7 separate regions of the Homo sapiens genome follow, and regions 1, 2, 3, 4, 5 and 7 are each linked to region 6. A link is a contact called in ENCODE Hi-C or POLR2A ChIA-PET data. All regions are on one chromosome and are shown on one strand. Each heading gives the region's core, a stretch centred on a gene start or an enhancer-like site at or near the end of the contact. The rest is flanking DNA. Distances are from core to core; before and after follow the strand shown.

Region 1 (2,932 bases), core at 10-2,509, 1.5 Mb after region 6:
TGGCTGGGACTCCGGGCTTGGTTTGGGGGTGGGGAGAGCTTGGTGGACAGAGCCCAGGAGGCCCCCAAAGCCAGGGGGAGGTTGTGAGCAGGGGAGTGCCTCGGTTAGGTGAGGTTTAAAACGACTCCCATGGCTGCTGTGAGGACTGACGGTGGGAGACCGAGGAAGAGGCGAAGGGTCCCCAGAGTGTGTGCGCCTGGGACGCAGTGGGGGGTCAATTTGTATGTACTGGAGGAAAGAGGGCAGGGCTTGGGGAGGCCAGCGCCACTTCCCTGGGATCCTCCAGCGCGCACAGGCTGTGTGCCCCTCCCACACTCCTGTGCCCGCCCTGCGGACACCACCAAGGCCCGGTCCTGTGGCCTGTGACACAGCCTTCTCTGCACAGCCCTGCAACGCCAAGACTTGAGCACACCCCCTCCCCTGACAGGCACACGCCCGTGTCCGCGTGACCCGCCCTCACACACCACTCCATCCTGTCCTGCACCCCCCACGCAGACACAGGCACACTCCCGCGTCCACGTGACACACGCACACCCGCCTCCAAACAGCACACGCAGGTCCCTGCGCACGTGGACACCCCCCCAGCCACCAGCCCTGCGCCTCCCGGGCCCCGAAGCCGCAGCGCCCGCCTCTGCCGCCCCCTCTCGCCCCAGCCAAGGCAGGACCCTGCGCAGCCTGAGCCGCGCGCCGCCGCCGCCCCATTCATCTCCCACCCCGCCCCCGGCTCCTGCAGGAAGACGCTCCGGCGGGCCGTGGGAGGAGCGCTCCGCGGAGAACCGCACGTGGGTGCCCCGGGCCGGGCCCACTCCGCACAGACGTGGCCTCCACCAGGAGCCGGGCGCGGGGGACAGTGCACCGGGGATGGATGCGGTCCGCAGACAGAAGCGGGGAAGAACGCAGACGGCGGGGCACCCGCGGCGATGCGGTCCCGGCGGCCGGCGCAGACCCGAGCAGACTCCGCGAGGCACCCCGCAGACCCGGCCCCGCAGACAGAAGGGGAAGGATCCCCGCCCTGACCAGATCCCAGCTCCCTCGTAGACGCGGCCTGGCAGACCCCCCCCGCCTCTCCCTTGCAGGCTCGGGGCAGGTGTTAAGGCGTTCGTCCTCCTGCTCCTCGCCCGCGTCCCCGCCCCGCCGATCCCTACCTGGGCGCCGGGCGACAGTGTCCGCGGCCCGGCGGGCGGCCCCACTCGCTCCTGCTGCGCGCCCCGCCCCGCCCCGCCCCGCCCCACCGCCTCGCTGGGGCCCAGATCGCCGAGCTCAGCCCGCGGGCGCCGCGGCTCCGGGCAGCGCTCGCTGCCCCGCCCACCGCCGCGCCCGGCCGGCGCTCATTGGTCGGAGCGAACGGCCCCGCCAGCGCCGCCCAATCGGAGCCCGGGACTCCCGCCCCCTCCTGGACTAAGGGACCGCGGTGGGCGGCGCGGTAGGGGCCCTCCCTCCCCTGCGGCGGGGCCGACCTCGCCACGCCCCCGGCGTCCTGGGGTCCCCGAAGTCCCTCCCGGCCGCGGCGTGGGCCCTTCTCCTGGGCCTGCAGGGGACCGTGCTTCCCCGCCAAACCCTTTGCGCCCCCATCCCGGCCTGCAGGAGCCAGAGCGCCCCTCCCTCCCGGGCGAGGCGCGGTGCGTGCGAGGGAGGGGCGAGGCCCGGGGAGGAAGGCCTTGAATGGCAGGCCCAGGAGTGTAGCTTCTGCGGGGCGGGGGCAGAGAGGCCGAGAGGTGGCTTAGCACAGAGTGAAGTGCTTGCTCGGTGAGCCGGCGACAGGAATGGCCTAGCGAGGGCCGAGGGAGTAGAGGGAACTCAGCAGGACAGTGAGGTGACCTTCGCTGTGGCTGTTCCTGGGGACTCTGCCGCCACCTCTTCCCCTAACGCCTCCGCGTGTGAATCCTCTGGCACCACCACTTGCCCCATATCCTTCCCCCAAATCTAACCTCCTGCGTCCCTGTCTCGAAGTGGAGCCAGGAGCCTGGGAGTCACCTGCTGCCTCCCTGTTTCCTGCTCCAACCAGTCCATCTCCAGGCCCTGCCATACTGCCTCTTAACTATCCCTGGAATCGGCCCACTCCTCTCCACCCCACTTCCCCTCCCTTAGCTCAGGCTACCACCATCTTGTCCCTGATTGCTGCAGCAGCCTCCTCCCTGGCCTCCAGCCCCATCCAGTCTCACCTCCTACTAGCCTTTCTCTCCCTGGCACCCAGAGCAAGTTTTCAGGAACACAAGTCCACCGAGAGGCATTTTCTATGGCTCACCGTGAGAATAGGTCTAATCAAGCCCTGTATAGCCTTACTCCCAGCCACCTGCCTGTTTAACGCCTACTCGTCTTTCAGGGTTCAATTCAATCCTACTTCTGCCTGGAAACCTTCTCCATGACCTCCCCACTTCCAGCATGGGTTAGTGGCCCCACCCAGGTACTTCCTTGTACCTGGCATCTGTTTACCTGCTGGTTCCTCATTGGGACTGGGAGCTCCTGGATGGCAAGCACTGTGCCTGATTCGTCCAGCACACAGCCTGTCGCATGGCACAGGTGCTCAGTGGATGTTGTTGAATGAATAATTCCAGCAACTTGAGTGTGGCTTTTGACCTCATGGTTCAGGATACCAGCTAGAGCTCCAGCAATCACATAACGCATTCCAGGCAGTGGAGTGGAGAAAAGGATGAAGAAGAGGGCAGAGGGTCTGCACCAGCTCTCTTTTCAGGAAAGTTCCCAGAAGTTGCCACGTGGCACTTTCACATACACCGCTTGAGCTTACTTAACATGACCAGACCCAGCTGCAAGAGAAAGCTGGGAAATGCAGCTTCCATTCTGGGCAGCCACATGCCCAACCAAGAACCAAGGACTGAATTGCTACCGGGAGAACAGATATCCGGAACAACTAGTGGACTCCACCATTGAGAGGGTGGATAGATTGAGGGGCAGAGCTCGACTGTATGCCAGG
Region 2 (2,700 bases), core at 187-2,686, 1.2 Mb before region 6:
CGGCGGCGCAGACCCAGGTCCCCCTCGTCCCCCCCGCGCCGGGCTCAGCAGGATCCTGGCGATCCGCAAACCAGGTGCCGTGGGGGGCCCGGGAGCCCACAGGGGTGACATCACCTCCCGCCCGGGATCTCCAAGCGCGGCTTCGCGGGCGGGAGCGGCGGCCGGGCCCCTCCCCAGCCAGACCCGCTGCGGGACCCACGGGGTGAACGTCCTGCGCGCCGCGGGACGCGCCTCTCTCCTCCCGAACCTTCCCCCGCTCGTCCCTTTCCACACCCCTGACCTCTGAGCGCGGCCGTTCCCGCCACACATGGAGGGGGGCGGGTGGAGACCCGGGAGGACCGAAGTCACGGGGGCTGTGGGGCCAGGACAGTCCCACATGTGCCCCTCCTGGGCGGAGGACAAACTGGAGCCAGGAGAAGCCCCAAGGGCTCCACGCGTTCCCCTCCAGGACCCCTCCTGGGGACCCCGAGCCGCGGCCTGGAAAGCCCATCGTGTTTGCATCATCACCTAGAAATGGTGGGAAGTCGGGTCAAGAGGCCTGAGAAATGACCGTTTAGAGACGAAATTCCCTCTAAGGAAGACCCCCTCGCCCAAGGGCAGTGAAGAGATTGGGGGCCCCATGCCTGTCTCCTGTGGGCTGATTCTGTGGGAGCCATGGCAGCTTCCCCACAGACCTCTTTGGGCCAAGCGACCCTGGAGCAGGGAAGGACAGGAGGGGAGTCAGGCCAGGGGGGTCCAGGGCAGTGGGGCTGAAGCCCCTTCCTGAACCCAGGGAAAGGGAAGCAGTGGGGCCCACCCAGGGGGCCCGGTACCCCAGATAGTGACATTTCAGATACCGGAGCTGTCTCCACCCCACCCCATCCCCAGGCAGCTTAAGGGGAAAACTTCTGGGAGCCCAGCCCTACAGAGGCCTACCAGGAAGGTTAAGTCAGCCTGGCCTTTGCCGGGGGCAGTGTGGTCGGCACCCGCAGAACGCTGGAGGGGTGTGGGGGTCGGTCCTCATCACTCCAAACAGACACACACACATCTAGTTCTTAAGGGGAGAAGCAGCTCCTCCCCCAGGATGCTGAGAGGAAGCCCCATAAGCTGCTTGGGCAGAGGCCTCTGCAGCTGCCCCAGGGGAGATGGGGGTCACCCACTCATCACAGGCTGGGGAGCCCCTGGGAGACGCACAGGATGATGCTCTGGGTGGGGAAGCCTCTACAGGTGGCTGCAGCAGAAGTGGTTTTCAATATTATTAGCCCGTCCCTGCGTCCCCAGGGCTCCCTCCGCCCCAATCCTCCTGGCTCAGGCACCAGCGCTGTCTCTTGCCGCCCCTCCCTGCAGCTGTCACCCTCCCACCGTCCCTGACTAGCACACAGGATTGGGAGGGCCAAGCAGGCACCTGGAGCTTGGCAGGGAGGGGGCGTGCATCTCCAATGAGACGCTCCAGAAATAGAGCTTCGGCATGGGAAGGGAACGAGCAGGCTCTCGGAGGACCGCGAGGCCGGAGGAGCCATGAGGGGCCAAGGGCATCTCTTCTTCCCACCTGGAACTCTCGGAAGACAGCCCAGGGGAAAGGTGGAAACGGGCGTGAGCTGCCGCCACCAGGAGCCACCAGCCCAGGAGGCAGCAGCACCGTCCCCTCCTCAAAACAACAACAAGCAAGAACGCTCGGGCCCTCTCCCCACACTGTGGGGTTTTCCTGATGGCCACATCCGGCGCTGACTGTGAGGGAGCTATGGATGTATGCTTCTGCGTGAGTCACATACATTTGCGTACATTTTACATTTTTATCTACAAAGGCTTGAACAAGCTATTTTCAGCATCCTCCAAGCTAAAATGTGGCAGTTGCTTTCCTTCGCGTTGCCATAGTTTGCTTTTTTCTGTCTACATTCTGTCCAATCCTGGCACTCTCGGACCCTCCACTCCACAACACGATAGAGGGTAGAGGGAGAGACAAATCTTGAGGGCTCTACAGAGGAAACTTCTGATAACGAACACAGAACACCGACTGTGTGCCCGGCTTAGCGTTTCGTTCACTAGCGTGATCTCACCGTGAATGTCACTGTTATCTCTGTTTTCTCCATTTTCCAGGTCAGAAAACCGAGGCCCTGAGCAGCTGAGTAACCCACTCAGAGGGTAAGTGAGGGCTGGGACTTGAACCCTGGCACTCTGTTCATGCTCTTTTTCTGTTTGTTTGTTTGTTTGTTTTTGAGACAGAGTCTCGCTCTGTCGCCCAGGCTGGAGTGCAGTGGCACAATCTCGGCTCACTGCAAGCTCCGCCTCCCGGGTTCACGCCATTCTCTTGCCTCAGCCTCCCGAGTAGCTGGGACTACAGGCACGTGCCACCACGCCTGGCTAATTTTTGTATTTTTAGTAGAGACGGGGTTTCACCTTGTTAGCCAGGATGATCTTGATCTCCTGACCTCGTGATCCGCCCGCCTCGGCCTCCCAAAGTGCTGGGATTACAGGCGTGAGCCACCGCGCCCGGCCTGTTCATGCTCTTAAACACCACGCATACTGCCTCCACGGCCAGCTAACTGGTGATCACCGGGTGCTGAAGGTCCTGAGAAATCTCTGCGGGTCCATGGGGTTAGAGACCACCCTCTGGGAAACCCTGTCAACCCTCTTCCATCTCCAGACGTCTGTCTCAGACAACGTGTCTCAGGAAAGGGCAGTCACTTCGAGATTCCCTTGATGCCTTTGTTGGATGGCTTC
Region 3 (3,003 bases), core at 42-2,541, 1.7 Mb after region 6:
TGGTGATTATATGAAGAACTGCATAATTACAAGTATTCACAGGAAACCTGGTATTTGCCTATCAGTTTCGGATCCTATGAAGGTTTAAATGAGTCTAATATATGGTTCTTTAAGGATCTACAAACCAGTATGTATTTTAGAAAAGCTAGTTTTTGCATGAGGAGGATAGGTTTTAGAATGTGAGCCTTTCCAGCATGTTACTACTGTCTTTCCACACTTATTCGGCGCCCACACTGAATTGGGAAGGTGCTGTGTAAAAACCTGGACAGGACAATACAAAAAATGGTTCTCAGCGCCACTCCTCCTATCCTTACATCTCTTTTCTCTCCAAACTGTTCGAGAATCTGATAGAAGATCTCCAGAGTAGCGTCAATCAACTGCACAAAGGTCTGCATTACAACATACAGAGAGAGACATATGGGCTTGTCCAGCTCTTCAGAGCAAGGACGGCCTGATGCAGACTTTCCAGACCTCTAACATAGGTTAAAGAGAAACGAAGCAAACGCCTGGTGAAAAGCTGGAAACACCTCATATGGGTCCCCGCCTGGCCTCTCCAAAGCAAATGCCCACCTCTTCCTTCAGTCCCCTGGGGGCGACCGCCCTGCCCCATCCCCGCAGTCGCCTGCCGGCCCTGACCTCCTCGAACTGCTCGCTAGAGCAGCCGGCGCCGCGAGCCTCCAGCAGCTCCCGGAACTGCTCCAGAGTGACAGACTCTTCGCCGCGGCCCAGCCGCTCTTCCAGCCAGCGAAACAACGCGCCGCGATGCCTCGACACCAGCGACTCGCAGGGGGGTGTGGGCAGCAACGCTGCAGCAGCCTCTCGCAGCCTGGCCGGCTCCAGCAGCGCCGCGGCGGGTGGTAGCGCTGGAGCCGCGACGCCCGGGCCGGGGGTCGTGCCCGAGACCGCGGCCCAGTCCTGGTGTGGGCCCCAGCCCTCGCCACCGGCAGCTGCCGCTTCGTCTTCACTGCTGTGACTCGGAGCGTTCCCCATGGGGTCTCCGTCTTGGGCGCCTGGCTCTGCAGCCGCCGCCGCCGCCTCCCCGCCTCGACCTGTCAACCTCCGACAGCAGCTGGCGGGCGGGGACGCGGAGGAGACGACGGCGGCCCCTGCGGCTTCCGGCTTCCTGGCCGTCAAGCGACGACCGCTGTCGCAAAGGCGCCGTCACGTAGATAGGCGGCCTCTACCAACTCACGACAGCTAGGCGGGGAGCGCCGCCTCAAAGGGTGCAACCTTGATTTCCCAGAGGACGAGTCTGTCTCAGTATCTACGTCATTCCGTAGCCTCCGCTGCCGCCATCTTTGTTGGGGCTGACAACCTGCAAGCCAAGAAGTACGAGAAGGGCCAGGCGCGGTGGCTCACGCCTGTAATCCCAGCACTTTGGGAGGCCGAGACGGGTGGATCACCTGAGGTCAGGAGTTCGAGACCAGCCTGACCAACGTGGTGAAACCCTGTCTCTACTAAATACAAAATATTAGCCGGACGTGGGGGCGCGTGCCTGTAATCCCAGCTACTTGGGAGGCTGAGGCAGGAGAATCGCTTGAACCCGGGAGGCGGAGGTTGCAGTGAGCCGAGATTCCGCCAGTGCACTCCAGCCTGGACAACAAGAGCTAAAACTCTGTCTCAGAAAAAAAAAAAAAAAGTACCTGGAAAAAGTCGCAGACAGCGAGCTTTTCGCCAGTGCCAGGAATACAGATAAAACGAGAGAGACTAAGGGAGGGAGCGCGAGCACTAGCGCGCGAGAGAGAGAGCGAGAGCGCGCGCGCCGATGACGTCACGCTCGGCGTCTCGGCCATCTTAGCTGTAGATAGAGGCGGCAACCTCGGAAGTGCGGAGCGGGTGGGCCTATATAGATGTTGAGGTGCGGAGGCCGTGGGCTTTTGTTGGGCCTGGCTGTAGCCGCAGCAGCGGTAATGGCAGCACGGCTTATGGGCTGGTGGGGTCCCCGCGCTGGCTTTCGCCTTTTCATACCGGAGGAGCTGTCTCGCTACCGCGGCGGCCCAGGGGACCCGGGCCTGTACTTGGCGTTGCTCGGCCGTGTCTACGATGTGTCCTCCGGCCGGAGGCACTACGAGCCTGGGTCCCACTATAGCGGCTTCGCAGGTATCAGCGAGGCTGCTCACGCCTTTCTCTCCGCTGGCGCGAGCCAGTAGCCACCTGCGCGTCGTTCGTTGGTTCATTATTCATCTATTTCCCCCCCCATCCCCACCCCACATCCATCAAACCCGTGCGGTGGGCGGGACGAGCTGCATGCACTATCCTTCTAGGCTCTCTGGCTCTGGCGGGACTGTGGGCCAGCTCTGTCATCCACCACCGCCCTGCGTGACTTACATTGGAGAAACATGTCTTCTGTCTCTTGTTACCCATTACCCAGCGTCGGAAGCCCTAGGATACGGGCTGTGTGCCGGACTTTTGTGGGGGCTCTTAGGGCACAGATAAACGAGATCCCGCCCCGCCCCTACCCTCACAGTTTCCTTAATAATTCCAACCATCTCTTCATTATGCCCTGGTCCCAAATAATCTTTCTTCCCCCCACCCCTAAGCATAGTGTTTTCAAGGTTCATCCATGGTTTATGAGCATGCATCAATACTTTATTCCTTTATGGCCCGTCATATAGTACATTTGGTCTGAGTCATTCCTGCTTCTAGTACAAGATGCACCTGTTTGCCTTCCTTAGAAGGTTAGGGCAGAGGAAAGGGGTCCAGTCACCTTTACAGTCCTTGATACGTAGACCAAAGTTGTGCATATGTTAGGCCTCAAGAAACATTTGTCAAATTAAGTTTATGCTGGTGTCCCTGTGTTACAGCTGAGGGGGTTAAAGGATGCGATTTGCCTGAAACCCTCACACCTGAATACTGACAGAATATGGACTCGGACCACCAGTCTAGTGCTTTTTTTTTAAAGATGGAATCTCGCTGTGTCGCCCAGGCTGGAGTGCAGTGGCCTGATCTCGGCTCACTGCAAGCTCTGCCTCCCGGGTTCACGCCATTCTCCTGTCTCAGCCT
Region 4 (2,894 bases), core at 248-2,747, 2.0 Mb after region 6:
TTTTAGAGTGGGTAGGGGGAAGATCGCTTGAACTGAGAATGACACACGCCGGGTGTTGTACAGCAGGGGTAAGTGCTGGTTCATTTCTCTTTAAATCTGGCAGCACGTGGGGCTGCATTGTGAAGCCACCAACCCGCCTCCCCCCTTCCACTCCGCACACGGACGTCTCCACTGCGCATGCTCCGCGCACACAGTCCTAGCAGAGTAGGAGCCAACCCCCTAAAAAGTCAACCTGGAAGCCGCAAACGGCCGGAGGCCGGGACAATGGGGGAGGGGGGCCGCAGGCTCCTCGGGGAGGCCGACCCGGCCGCCGCCCCGGGCCAGAGCCTGCGGGCGCAGCTCCGGGGTTTGCAGGCCTGCGCAGCAGCCGGAATCGCGGCGAGCACAAAGCCCGGAGCCGGCCAGCGAGCGGCTCTCCCCGCGGCCCGCTCCTACCCTCCCCCAGCCGGGCGGCGCAGCCGGAGCCCGTGCCAGGCGGAGGCAGGCGAGGCGGCGATCCGCACTCCGCCAGGGTCTCCGGCACCCTCGCGCCCGCGTGGAGGCCGCCGAGGCCAGCGCTTTTGTTGTCGGCCCCAACTCCGCGGACCCAGCGCCGCCCGGGGAGAAGTTTTGTGCGCCTCACCTATCCCGCCAGGGCCGGTCCCTTCCGCCCGCCCTCAGACACCGAGCCGGGGACTCGCAGCCGCACTGGGTCCGGACGCTCCAGCCGGCCCCGAAGGTCCGGCGGCCCCGGCAGCACCTGAACCCGGGACCCGCCCCTCCAAGCTGGCGGCCCCGGCCTGGGGACCCGCACACAGCCCCTCCCCCGCAACGTCCTACAGAACGGTGGGGGAGGGGACCTCCTCCTCTCCGACCCCCCGGGCGCCAGGCCCAGTCCCTGGGCCGGAGCTGGGTCGCGTCCCCGCCCCCAGTGCCCTCCAAGAGCCGGGCGAGAACGGCTGGGCCCGGCCGGGACCGGAGCCTCGAGGTCCCCACCCTCGCAGGCCCGGGCCCCTTCGGCAGTACGGCCGCTGGCCCGGGAGGAGAAGAGGGACTGGGCTGCGGCTGTCCGCGATCGCGGCCGGGCCCGGCGCCCCGCCGCCCGCCTGCTCACCTGCCAGCTGTCTTCGCAGTAGCAGTGCCGACTGCAGCTCCGTCATCCTCCCTGCCGAGGGCCCGGGCTGGCGCCGGGGCTTCCGAAGGGCTGGGGACAGGCTCTGGGGGCGGCTGGAGCGGGGTGTGCCGAGGAACCCGGGCCCCGCGACCGGAGCGCCGGAGCCGAGGAAGGCCGGGCTGAGGCGGCGGGAGCGGCGCCTCGCTGCCGGTGCGAGTCCGCTCGCTTCAGCTCTTTTCACAGCGACTCACGCCCGGAAGGGGAGGGTGCCCGGGCTGCCGCGGCGCGCACTGGGACTTCGCTCGCCCGCTTCCCTCCTTCAACCCGCCCGTCGGCCCCACCGGTGCCTTCCCCCGCCACTGCCTCACTGCGCGCAGGGCCGCTCGGCGCAGGCGCGCTGAGACTGCCGACTTGGGAAGCGTCCCGCCCGCTAGCCCGACCCCTCGGCCTCCCGCCCCGCCCCCGGCGGCGGAACCCCGCCCCTTGAGCGCAGTTGTCCCGTCCGCCGCCATTTTGGGAAGGTCGACGCCCGGCTGCCAGCCCAAGCCTCCGCTGGTAGACGCCCCGCGGACGCCATGACAAAGAGGTCGCAGAGGGTCAAATACAGCCTCTGGATTGAAGCAGTGGATATAGGAGCGAAGAGGCCAGAAGAAGTGGTAGATGTCTAGTCCTTGGCGAGCGCCCAAAAGCCATCTAACACTGCCACATGGTGTGCGAAGTAGGAATTGTTAGAAAGCCGAAGTTAGTACTGGTGTGCCCCATTTTAACCAAACATCAAAATAGAGGCAATATATGATGATAACTCACTTTACATGAAGAGTGCACAAAAAAAGCCACCGCGTCCGGCCCTATTATTATTGAGCCACCGAGACCGGCCCTGTTATTATTATCATTTATGGACGGCAATTCTCTCTGTCGCCCAGGCTGGAGTGCAGTGATCATAGCTCACTGCAGCTTGGAACTCCTGGGCTTAAGGGATCCTCCCATCTGAGTCTCCTTAGTATCTGGGATTACAGGTACACACCACCATGCCCTGCTATTTTTTTATTTGCTTTATAGAGATCGGGGGGTTTGACGGGGCGCGGTGGCTCATGCTTGTAATCCCAGCACTTTGAGAGGCCGAGGTGGGCAGATCACCTGAGGTCACGAGTTCGAGACCATCCTGGCCAACATGGTGAAACCTGGTCTCTACTAAAAATACAAAAATTAGCCCAGCCTGGTGGCAGGCGCCTGTACTCCCAGCTACCAGGGAGGCTGAGAAAGGAGAATTGCTTGAACCTAGGAGGCAGAGATTGCAGTGAGCCGAGATGGTGCCACTGCACTCCAGCATGGCCGACAGAGAGAGACTCCGTCTCACAAAAAAAAAAAAAAAGGAGGGGGGGGCCAGAGGTCTCTCTGTGTTGCCCAGGCTGGTCTCAAACTCCTGGGTTCAAGCAGTCCTTCCAACTCGGCCTCCCAAAGTGTTAGCATTACAAGTGTGAACCACTGCCCCCTATCAAATAGACCAAAGGGACCATTTTGATATTTCACTTTACCAAATCAAGGAAATTTACTTCTATTCCTAGTTTCTTTCTTTTTTATTTTATTTATTTATTTATTTATTTTTTGAGACAGCCTTGTTCTGTCGCCCAGGCTGGAGTGCAGTGGCGTGATCTTGGCCCACTGCAACCTCTGCCTCTCAGGTTCCCGAGTTAAAGCAATTCTCCTGCCTCAGACTCCTGAGTAGCTGGGACTACAGGCGCACGCCTCCAGGCCAGGCTAATTTTCTTTCGTATTTTAGTAGAGATGGGGTTTTACCATG
Region 5 (2,817 bases), core at 64-2,563, 1.3 Mb after region 6:
AAGTCTTGTGGCCAGAATAATGCTGTACTGGCGAGCTAGAAGAATAGGACAGAATAACCCGATTATAAAAGGGGCAGTGGGAGAGAAAGGCGAGTACTAGGAGATGAAGTTGAAGAATTAAGCAGAGACCAGATCAAGTACTGCCTTGCTCTGGCCATGAAAAAAGTATGGATTTTAGTCTAAGTGTGCTCAAGCATCAGTTTTGTTTGTTTGTTATTTTTAATAAGCAGGGGAATGGCACAATCTAATGTCTGCTCTTAGAAGACGGATAGCTGTTACGTGGGAATTATTTGTAAAGAATGTGGGAAAAGCAGAGGCAAGAAAGGCAGGCCGAAGGTTATTGCAACAGCCCTGGCAAGAAAGGGTAGCTTGAATTACAACGGCAGTGGAAATGGAGAGAAGTGAATGGGTTTAGGATATATTTTGGCCCTGAAATGGCAGGGCTTGCTGCTGGAATAGACGTGGGGATGTAGGAAAGAGGAGTCACAGGTAATCCCTCGAGTTCCTTGTACTGTAACTGGAGTATATCTCCCTCCTGAGGGTAGCTAAGGAACGGGTTGGGACAGAGGGTTGGTTTTTTGCACCAAAAGATCTATTTTGGACATGGACATGTTATGCAAAGATGCTATTATCTCTTCTAGGGGCGATGCCCGTGAGCAACTGGATAATCAAATCTGGAGCATTTCAGTCTCAAACACCTCCTCAGAGTGATCCCAGGAGATCTCTGCAGCCACGGTGACATTTTCTTTATCTGAAGCGATGACACAGCTCACTGAATGCCATTCTTCCACATGCTGGAAAAGCGAGGTCTAGTGAACACAATTCCTTTCCGTGCGGAAAGTCTGAAATCTTTTTAACACTTCGGACACAGAGCATCGTAAGGTCCCAGAATAGAGGGTGTGAGCAATTTCAGCGCTCACCTCGGCCCAAGCGAAGCTCCAGCGGGAGCAATTGAGACCCAGGGACGAAGCTAGGGAGGGCCTGGCAGCCCCCGGCACTGGCCGGCAGGGGTAACCCAGGAAAAACAGTCTCCTGGCCTCTCGTTACCCGCTTCAGGCCCTCCGCCCTCCCCTGGCCTCTCGGGACGGCCGCGCTTACCTGAACCGAACTGTACGCACAAGCGCGCTCCTGACTCCAGGTGCACACCGTGGAGGCCTGAAACGAGAGCCATGACCGCGACGCGCTGAACAAACCAAGCCGCCAGTTTTCCGTCCCGTCCCGGCCCCGGCCCTGGCGAGGTGCGCATGCGCAGGGCCGGGAGCTAGGACCCCGCGGCAGGCGGGCGCGTCCGCGTCGCACGGAAGTCTCGCGATGTTTGCGTTTGAACCTCTTGGCGGGTGCCGGCCATGGCGGCTTCGCTCCCGGGACCTGGGAGCCGGCTTTTCCGCACATATGGGGCTGCGGACGGCAGGAGACAGCGGCGGCCGGGCCGGGAAGCCGCGCAGTGGTTCCCGCCGCAGGACCGGAGGCGTTTCTTCAACAGCAGCGGCAGCAGCGACGCCAGCATCGGCGACCCCTCGCAGTCCGACGATCCTGACGATCCCGACGACCCCGACTTCCCCGGCAGCCCGGTGAGGCGGCGGCGGAGGCGTCCCGGCGGCCGAGTGCCCAAGGACCGGCCCAGCCTGACCGTGACCCCAAAGCGCTGGAAGCTGCGAGCTCGCCCAAGCCTAACCGTGACCCCAAGACGCCTGGGGCTGCGAGCTCGGCCCCCGCAGAAGTGCAGCACACCCTGCGGCCCGCTCCGACTTCCGCCCTTCCCCAGCCGCGACTCCGGCCGCCTCAGCCCGGACCTCAGCGTGTGCGGCCAGCCCAGGGACGGCGACGAGCTGGGCATCAGTGCCTCCCTGTTCAGCTCTCTGGCCTCGCCCTGCCCCGGGTCCCCAACGCCAAGGGACAGTGTCATCTCGATCGGCACCTCCGCCTGTCTGGTTGCAGCCTCAGCCGTCCCGAGCGGCCTCCACCTCCCAGAAGTCTCCCTGGACCGAGCATCTCTCCCCTGCTCCCAGGAGGAAGCGACAGGAGGAGCCAAGGACACCAGGATGGTCCACCAAACCCGCGCCAGCCTCAGGTCAGTTCTCTTTGGCCTTATGAACTCAGGAACCCCTGAGGATTCTGAGTTTCGGGCAGATGGGAAGAATATGAGAGAGTCCTGCTGTAAAAGGAAACTGGTGGTGGGAAATGGACCAGAGGGTCCAGGTCTGTCAAGCACAGGCAAGAGGAGGGCCACAGGCCAGGACTCTTGTCAAGAGAGAGGGCTTCAAGAGGCCGTCCGGAGAGAGCATCAGGAGGCCAGTGTTCCCAAGGGCCGCATTGTGCCAAGGGGAATAGACAGGCTGGAGAGAACTAGATCAAGCCGGAAGAGCAAACATCAGGAGGCAACGGAAACCTCTCTCCTCCATTCCCACCGCTTTAAAAAGGGCCAAAAGCTGGGAAAAGATTCGTTCCCCACCCAGGACCTGACTCCTTTACAGAATGTCTGCTTTTGGACCAAAACCAGGGCTTCCTTCAGTTTCCACAAGAAGAAAATTGTGACTGATGTGTCAGAGGTCTGCAGCATCTATACCACTGCCACTTCTCTCTCTGGATCCCTCCTATCAGAATGTTCAAACCGGCCTGTCATGAACAGAACAAGTGGTGCTCCGTCCTCTTGGCACTCCTCCTCTATGTATTTGCTAAGCCCCTTAAACACTCTAAGTATTTCAAACAAAAAGGCATCTGATGCTGAAAAGGTTTATGGGGAATGCAGTCAGAAGGGTCCTGTCCCCTTTAGCCATTGCCTTCCCACAGAAAAACTGCAACGCTGTGAGAAGATTG
Region 6 (2,978 bases), core at 411-2,910:
CGGCTGATGCCAGGGGGCATAGTTGGAACGTTTTGGGGGTCAGTGGAAAAATGTGAGCTCTAAATGTCTCGTCGCCCTGCGATTCTGAGGGTTTCCCTTGCCTCGGGATCAAACACAGGAGGTTAGGGGCCAGAGCCGACAGGTGAGCTCGGCTCCTCCCTCGCAGGGCAAAGGCTCTCCCTGGGAGGTGCCCAGAGGCCGGGGCCCGGGCCCAGGCCCAACCCAGCGCAAGGCCCCTTGCCAGCCCCGCCCAGGCCCCGCCCCCGGCCGAGCGCGAGGCGGTGAGGAGGGGCCGGGCCGCGCCGTCCCCAGCAGGAGTGTCCCCGGTGCACGTGGTCGGGGGCGGAGCCCGTCCACGTCACCACCCGGTGTAACCAACGGGCTCGGAACGCAGGCACACGCAACATTCCAGGCGAGAGCGGGTTTGGAACGCGCAGACACGCCACATTCCACACTGGCTAAAGCGGGGCGCAGCGAGGGGGGCCCGGGGGCTGACCCCCAGCGACCCGCGGGCCATTTCGCAAACGCCCAATTAGCCCGGCTTTCACCCAAACCCCGGACGCGCAGCCCAGCCCAGCTCTGGGAGGCGGGGTCAGGCGGGGCTGGCCAGGATCATAAGACACGCGATGTCATTTCATTCTGCAAAGGCCGCCTCCGCCCCAAGCGGCGCGTAGATCTGCCGGGAGCGCCCCCCGCACCCTCCCCACGGGGCCAGGGAAGCCGAAGAGCTGCTCCGCGTAGAGTAGTCCCCACCCCCACTCCGTTACACACACGCCCACTCGTGTGCTATACACACGCCCGTGTACACGTCCGTTCATCTGCTCTTCCCGAGGCTCACATCACACATCCCCCGTGCACACACGCACGCACACGCGAGCCTGCCACCCCCACGCAACACCATTCCTCACCCCACCCCCCGGCTCACACATCCTCAGTGCCACCGAGGGCTCCGCTGGCCCACGCAAAAGCAGCCCACCACAGAAGGGGCACAGGGGTGCCACGCAGCCGGGGTGGCGCCCGCAGGAGCCAGGTCCCTCGCAGCATGTTAATGAATTCATTAATTAATTTCACTGCCCACATCACCCCTCCCCAGGCGGCGGCTCTCGCGGGGAGCCGTGCGCTGCCAGGCTCCGCAGGCCGCCCGGGAGGGGGCCCTGTCCGCGGTTTCGCGTGGGTTCGGGGACCGGGGTCACTCGCTTCCCCTTCCCCAGTGCCCCAGGGGCCCAGCCCGGCCGCTCACCACGTGCTCTCTGTTGTTGCTGCGCTTGCCATTCCAGGAAGCGGGCCGCCTCCAGTAGCGTCTCTATGCTCATCGCGCCGAGAGCTGCCGGGGGCGCGCCGGGGCCGAGGCTGCGGCCCGCGAGCCGGGCACAGGTCAGGCTGGCGGGCAGGCAGGAGGGAGGGATCACCTCCGGGGGGCGACAGGGCTGGGCGGCGCAGCGCACTCCGCAGGGAAGAACGGGGGAGCACGGGGAGAAAAATCAATGTCTCTCAAAATATTTGCAAAATATAAAATTGCAAATTTAAAAAAATGGGATGCAAAAAAAAAAAAAAGGCGGCACTGCCTCCCTTCTTCCCCTCCCTCTCTACCTCCCTTCCGATGCCTCCCGCCCCGCGGCCCCCGGGAGTCCCGCCGACAAGAAAGGGCTTTGCAACAAGATGGCGAGGAGGCACCGACACACACAACAAGGGAAGGAGCCGCGCTGCCCCCGGCCGCCGCCCCCGCTACTACACCGGGGCCACAGCCAAAGCCCGGACCGGAGCCCCCGCCCGCAGGGCCGCGGCGTCTCGCGAAGGGAGGGGCGGGTCCTGCGCTGCTGGCCCCGCCCCCCGGATCCGGCGCGCGCACACGTGGCCCGGGCAGGGAGGGAGAGGTCCGAGCGGGGTGTGCGCGCCGCGGTTCCGCTTTCCTGCTGGCCCCGCCCCGGCTGCAAGCCACAAGTTGGGCCGGGGCGGTGCGTTTGGGTCGTTCACGACGAAATCTGTCCTGCTGGAGGGAGGGTAGGGTGAACAATTCAAGATTTAACAGAGTTCCAACCAGGATATTCCGGGTCAGGGAAACCTTGGGAATGGCAGAGACTGGCCTGACCCTGGGTCTCCACGCTCCACCCACTCGCGACCTAAATCCCGCAATCGCCGGGCTGTCGCAATTCCCCCGGGATCCGCCCCTGGGCGGAGCTGCCGGCGACTGGAGACTGTCAAGAGAACCAGCGGAGGGAGCGGAGCGGCAGTCCGGCTCCGCGTTTTGTCTCCGTTCCTCCCCCCGCAGTGCGTTCGCATCCTATTAGGGGACGTCACCGGGCCGCGAGCCAATGGGCGGGCAGGACAACACGGCATGGAGCAGCTCCACATGGACACCCCGCGCCGCCAGCCTTCGGTTTAAAGGGCCAGTGTCTGCAGGTCACATTCGCGGGTGCGGATGGGGCCACTGGGCGAACCCAGGGTGGGATGCCGTAAGGGGAATCCCGCAGTCGTGCCCTGGCCTCTCCATTCCTTTTCACCACCTTCCATTTAAAACCAGGCCTTTATCTTTCCTTCCCCTGAACTCCAGTCTTTGTCCACGCGTATTCGATGTGGGTGGAGATACGGACTGTGCCACCCCATGGGCCACCCTTTCCTCTGGGGCCGGGGCCAGGGCGGGGAACACGAAGCGCCCGCAGCCCAGACCGGGGGGCGTGGCCCAAATCGGGAACAACAACGTGGAGGGCGGAAGCCCGGCCCTCCCCGCGCCTGGCGACCGGCGGTGGGCGGGGCGCGGGGGCGGGGTCCGCTGCGGCCGGCTGGAACCGCGCTCCCCAGAGGGAGGGACCCCCCGTCGCCCGCCCGCCCGCCCGCGTCTTCCGGGCTCGAGTGTTTAGGGGAGCTCGGGTGCAATCGGAGAGTTAGCTCTTTGAGGCCGGCTGCCCTTAAATCCTCTCACTTCACACATAAGGAAACTGAGGCCGTGACGGCCAAGGACTCGCCTAAGGTCGTTCCGT
Region 7 (2,937 bases), core at 169-2,668, 1.7 Mb after region 6:
TAAAACTTAGAGAAAGTTTACCCACATACCAGAATGTAATTGTGATACTTTGTAAACACATACCACAGATTAAGCTAAACCACCAAGTCCTGAAATACTGCTGCTCTGTGGAACAACTTCAGTTACAAGGTACCTTGGAAATGACTAATCTGTTTATAGTAAGCTGAAAATAGGATATGAACCATTTCTGGCATATAACACGAGGCCATTCAGGAACATTTAATTATGGAAAAACATTCACAATTTGTAAACTTAATTCTGTAGCAAATAATAAATATCCAGCATAGATGTGTTTAGAATAGGCAAAGAGAAAAGAATAGGTGGAAATAAAAATGCTAATAGCTATTTCTTTCTTTCTTGGAGAAATATTAAAAAAATCAGTTACTTCTGAGTGTTAGGATTAAGGATGATTCTATTTTCCTTTGTTTTTTTCCACTATGTAATTTTTCTATATTTTACTTCTAAAACTGGAAAAACTCAAGAAATGATCAAGAAATAAAATACAGTAGAAAGTTTTATTCTGTAATTCTTGTTCCCTGGAAGAATTAAATAAACAATTATACTGAACACATCTTTTTCCTTTTGTTTTAAGAGACAAGAGTCTCTCTCTGTTACCCAGACTGGAGTGCAGCAGTATGATCACAGCTCACTGCATGCAGCCTCTAACTCCTGGGCTCAAGTGATCCTCCTGCCTCAGCCTCCCAAGTAGCTGAGACAAAAGGCATATGCCACCACACCTGGCTAATTTTTACATTTTTTTTGGTAAAGATAGGGATCTCACTATGCTGCCCAGGCTGGTTTCAAACTCCTGGGATCAAGAAATCCTCCCACCTTGGCCTCCTAAAGTGCTGGGATTACCAGCATGAGCCACCTTGCTCAGCCCTGAATGAATCACTTTAAAACAAAATCCATAGTCACATATCTACATATATTTACATAAATATTCACATATTTAAAGGATATGCAATCAACTTATTCTATACTCCTGCCTTTTGGTTGGACTATACCTACACCTACTTGCAAAAAAATGACAATGTTGCCAAAAAAAAAAGCTGTTATCCTCCATAGACAGAGAACCCATGGCAGCCTTCCTGCTATGTTCCAAAGTCTAAGGCAAAAAGCTTCGTGACAATGGTATTGAGTGGACACTTTATTCTTTCGGTTTAAAGGAAACTGAAAAGGCGTATTATTAACCCCCTGCCATTACGTGGAAACGACCTACAAGAGGGCAAGCGCGCATCTTGCACTTCACCGTGGTTGTAAGAAGGGAAAGCACAGGGATGTGCACTTACGGCGCACAGACTTGAGCGCCATGCACTGGGAAGCCAGGCGTCCCATCAGCCGGGAGACGAGGAGCTGTAAATCCAGCCCCCAAGACACGGCAACATCGGGCAGCCCACAGGCAGTGACAGTGAATTTGTAGCCCCATTCGTTGTGACTGCTGTCAGAGTGAAAGAGGAACTGCAACCGAGGACCGGCCTTGAAGGTCACTTTCTAGAGACAAACAGAAATCATGTGGTCAGACAGATTAGAGGAGGAGTGCTTCAGAAATCAGCATGCTCTTCATGACGAGAAACATCTCAGTTTAAAATTGATCTCTATTTCCACATGTCCAAAATGACTAACGGAGAAATGTACAAAGGGGTGACGGAAACAGACCATTCACAGCCACACCCCATGAAGAAGGAGAGTTGGCAGAATACTGCTGCTCAGCTTTCTACACCTGGGGTGACCATCTGTCCACTACCGACTCAGCCAGTGGTCACATTTCCATGCCTCTGCTCCTGCCAAGACCACTGACCATGGAGAGAAGGTCAACAGTCTGAGGCAGTACTAAACCTCCAGCCCAAGAGCTCAAGCAGCTCTAACTGTGAGGCAGACTCTTGGCTTCCATCACATGGTCTGGGCCATCCTCCTAGACCCACCAGCACTTCTTGCTAAGGATGAAGGCTCTTCATTTACTCTAGACAACGCTGTCTGCTGCAACTACTCAACTCTGCCACTGCAGTGCCAAAGCAGCTATAAATGATAAACAGGCATGGCTGTGTTCCAAAAAAATTTGTTTACAAAACAGGTGACAGACTATAGCTGGTCAAACTCTGATATAAATCCTTCCTTTCACAAACGTGTAACATAAATGCCTCCCTTCAAAGACCTTACCTCTACTGCCCCCTGAAGGCTGACAAAAGGAAAAGCATTGGTGCAGAAGTAGGTACCTCTTTCTGGGACTATCACTCACCTTGGGCCATTTATCAGTGCCAACTTTTGTGTCATAGCGTGTTTTCCGACCTCTAGCGTCGGTAAATTCCAGATAATCATACCTGTGAAGGCATAACCTCTATTAGCTTCCTTCTCTCATTGCTGACCTATTAGCGCTTGGGGGTGAAAGAATATAGAAGTCTTACCTTTTTTCAGTTTCACACCTGTCATCGAATTCCACTTCAAAATAGGTTGCCCCTGGGCTAACAAAGACGGATACCTCATGGCAATTATTTTCATAGTTGTGGGCAGATTCCTTCGTCCACGTATGTAACACCACAGGCTGTTCCTGTTGCCAGGTCTCAACATCCAGCTATGATAACAAATGAGCCAGGGGAAAGAAAGGTTCTATCACTAGACACCTAGCCACATGCAGCAGACTGTTTCTCTATCAGTGCTCCAGGCAGATGGCCTTGACAGCCCTGCACAAACCAGCAGGCAGGCTCGAAGACAAACCTGACATTCCCATCTTCACACAGATCAACACACGTCCACCACGCAGCCGAGGAGATGTGCTTTTATTACACACAAAAACTCCATGACCAGCTTGTACCTTTTCGCTATGACAGAACTACTTACAAATCATTACCAGTGTGAATTCCCAGTGGAAAAAGTACTGAATGAGGAGTTTAAAGACCTCACATTCCTACCTGGGACACTGGCAAATCTGGATCTACT

What was found. Hi-C counts contacts between places; a loop is a spot of excess contacts on that map. ChIA-PET counts read pairs that join two places held with the same protein, here RNA polymerase II (POLR2A). Pooled maps may share reads with other maps.
Region 1: a map of CD8-positive, alpha-beta T cell shows a loop between it and region 6 (25-fold over the local background). The contact joins the promoter of CAMKK1 here to the promoter of MNT in region 6. A Hi-C loop is called at or near these places in 1 of 168 maps with a recorded cell type or tissue (CD8-positive, alpha-beta T cell) and 10 of 50 pooled maps. POLR2A ChIA-PET finds 5 or more read pairs at or near these places in 2 of 52 experiments (CD4-positive, alpha-beta T cell and HEK293).
Region 2: a map with no recorded cell type shows a loop between it and region 6 (17-fold over the local background). The contact joins the promoter of ABR-AS1 here to the promoter of MNT in region 6. A Hi-C loop is called at or near these places in 1 of 168 maps with a recorded cell type or tissue (B cell), 6 of 37 single-sample maps with no recorded cell type and 4 of 50 pooled maps.
Region 3: a loop to region 6 is called in a map of breast epithelium, with 8 times the contacts of the local background. The contact joins the promoter of CYB5D2 here to the promoter of MNT in region 6. A Hi-C loop is called at or near these places in 2 of 168 maps with a recorded cell type or tissue (CD4-positive, alpha-beta memory T cell and breast epithelium), 1 of 37 single-sample maps with no recorded cell type and 13 of 50 pooled maps. POLR2A ChIA-PET finds 5 or more read pairs at or near these places in 5 of 52 experiments (B cell, CD4-positive, alpha-beta T cell, Caco-2 and 2 more).
Region 4: a map of gastrocnemius medialis shows a loop between it and region 6 (5-fold over the local background). The contact joins the promoter of UBE2G1 here to the promoter of MNT in region 6. A Hi-C loop is called at or near these places in 1 of 168 maps with a recorded cell type or tissue (gastrocnemius medialis), 1 of 37 single-sample maps with no recorded cell type and 12 of 50 pooled maps. POLR2A ChIA-PET finds 5 or more read pairs at or near these places in 1 of 52 experiments (naive thymus-derived CD4-positive, alpha-beta T cell).
Region 5: a loop to region 6 is called in a pooled map, with 7 times the contacts of the local background. The contact joins the promoter of HASPIN here to the promoter of MNT in region 6. A Hi-C loop is called at or near these places in 3 of 37 single-sample maps with no recorded cell type and 6 of 50 pooled maps. POLR2A ChIA-PET finds 5 or more read pairs at or near these places in 3 of 52 experiments (PC-9, RWPE1 and WTC11).
Region 7: a pooled map shows a loop between it and region 6 (5-fold over the local background). The contact joins the enhancer-like site here to the promoter of MNT in region 6. A Hi-C loop is called at or near these places in 2 of 50 pooled maps. POLR2A ChIA-PET finds 5 or more read pairs at or near these places in 2 of 52 experiments (MCF 10A and activated CD4-positive, alpha-beta T cell).

What each region holds. Positions count from the first base shown.
Region 1 is chr17:3,891,794-3,894,725 of GRCh38, forward strand. CAMKK1 (calcium/calmodulin dependent protein kinase kinase 1) reads right to left here and starts at 1,260. Exons shown (of 16, transcript NM_032294.3): 1 at 1,146-1,260. RefSeq lists silencers at 567-816, 957-1,136, 1,167-1,706.
Region 2 is chr17:1,180,191-1,182,890 of GRCh38, forward strand. It overlaps ABR-AS1 (ABR antisense RNA 1), which reads left to right and starts at 1,437. Exons shown (of 3, transcript NR_187271.1): 1 at 1,437-1,738; 2 at 2,077-2,121. It also overlaps a transcript of ABR not described here. RefSeq lists an enhancer at 1-598.
Region 3 is chr17:4,141,906-4,144,908 of GRCh38, forward strand. It overlaps CYB5D2 (cytochrome b5 domain containing 2), which reads left to right and starts at 1,292. Exons shown (of 4, transcript NM_144611.4): 1 at 1,292-2,100. The coding sequence starts at 1,851. It overlaps ZZEF1 (zinc finger ZZ-type and EF-hand domain containing 1), which reads right to left and starts at 1,125. Exons shown (of 55, transcript NM_015113.4): 1 at 637-1,125. The coding sequence starts at 990. RefSeq lists a silencer at 851-1,020 and enhancers at 886-1,437, 1,101-1,410, 1,438-1,990, 1,561-2,140.
Region 4 is chr17:4,365,178-4,368,071 of GRCh38, forward strand. It overlaps UBE2G1 (ubiquitin conjugating enzyme E2 G1), which reads right to left and starts at 1,498. Exons shown (of 6, transcript NM_003342.5): 1 at 1,094-1,498. The coding sequence starts at 1,139. RefSeq lists silencers at 139-918, 969-1,668 and enhancers at 831-1,517, 1,337-1,631.
Region 5 is chr17:3,722,590-3,725,406 of GRCh38, forward strand. It overlaps HASPIN (histone H3 associated protein kinase), which reads left to right and starts at 1,314. Exons shown (of 1, transcript NM_031965.2): 1 at 1,314-2,817. The coding sequence starts at 1,347. ITGAE (integrin subunit alpha E) reads right to left here. Exons shown (of 31, transcript NM_002208.5): 27 at 1,099-1,155; 28 at 699-794. It also overlaps a transcript of P2RX5 not described here. RefSeq lists a silencer at 1,215-1,374 and an enhancer at 1,244-1,999.
Region 6 is chr17:2,399,400-2,402,377 of GRCh38, forward strand. It overlaps MNT (MAX network transcriptional repressor), which reads right to left and starts at 1,661. Exons shown (of 6, transcript NM_020310.3): 1 at 1,241-1,661. The coding sequence starts at 1,313. RefSeq lists enhancers at 1-345, 346-916, 2,207-2,256, 2,628-2,978 and silencers at 137-626, 1,147-1,206, 1,357-1,436, 1,627-1,936, 2,587-2,906.
Region 7 is chr17:4,072,858-4,075,794 of GRCh38, forward strand. It overlaps ZZEF1 (zinc finger ZZ-type and EF-hand domain containing 1), which reads right to left. Exons shown (of 55, transcript NM_015113.4): 22 at 2,406-2,572; 23 at 2,240-2,321; 24 at 1,293-1,494. Among named protein-coding and RNA genes, the nearest start is that of ZZEF1, 69 kb to the right of the region's middle. Within about 2 kb of position 1,419, at least 8 of the 41 ENCODE cell types and tissues checked have a DNase peak (open chromatin) inside an H3K27ac peak, as active enhancers do.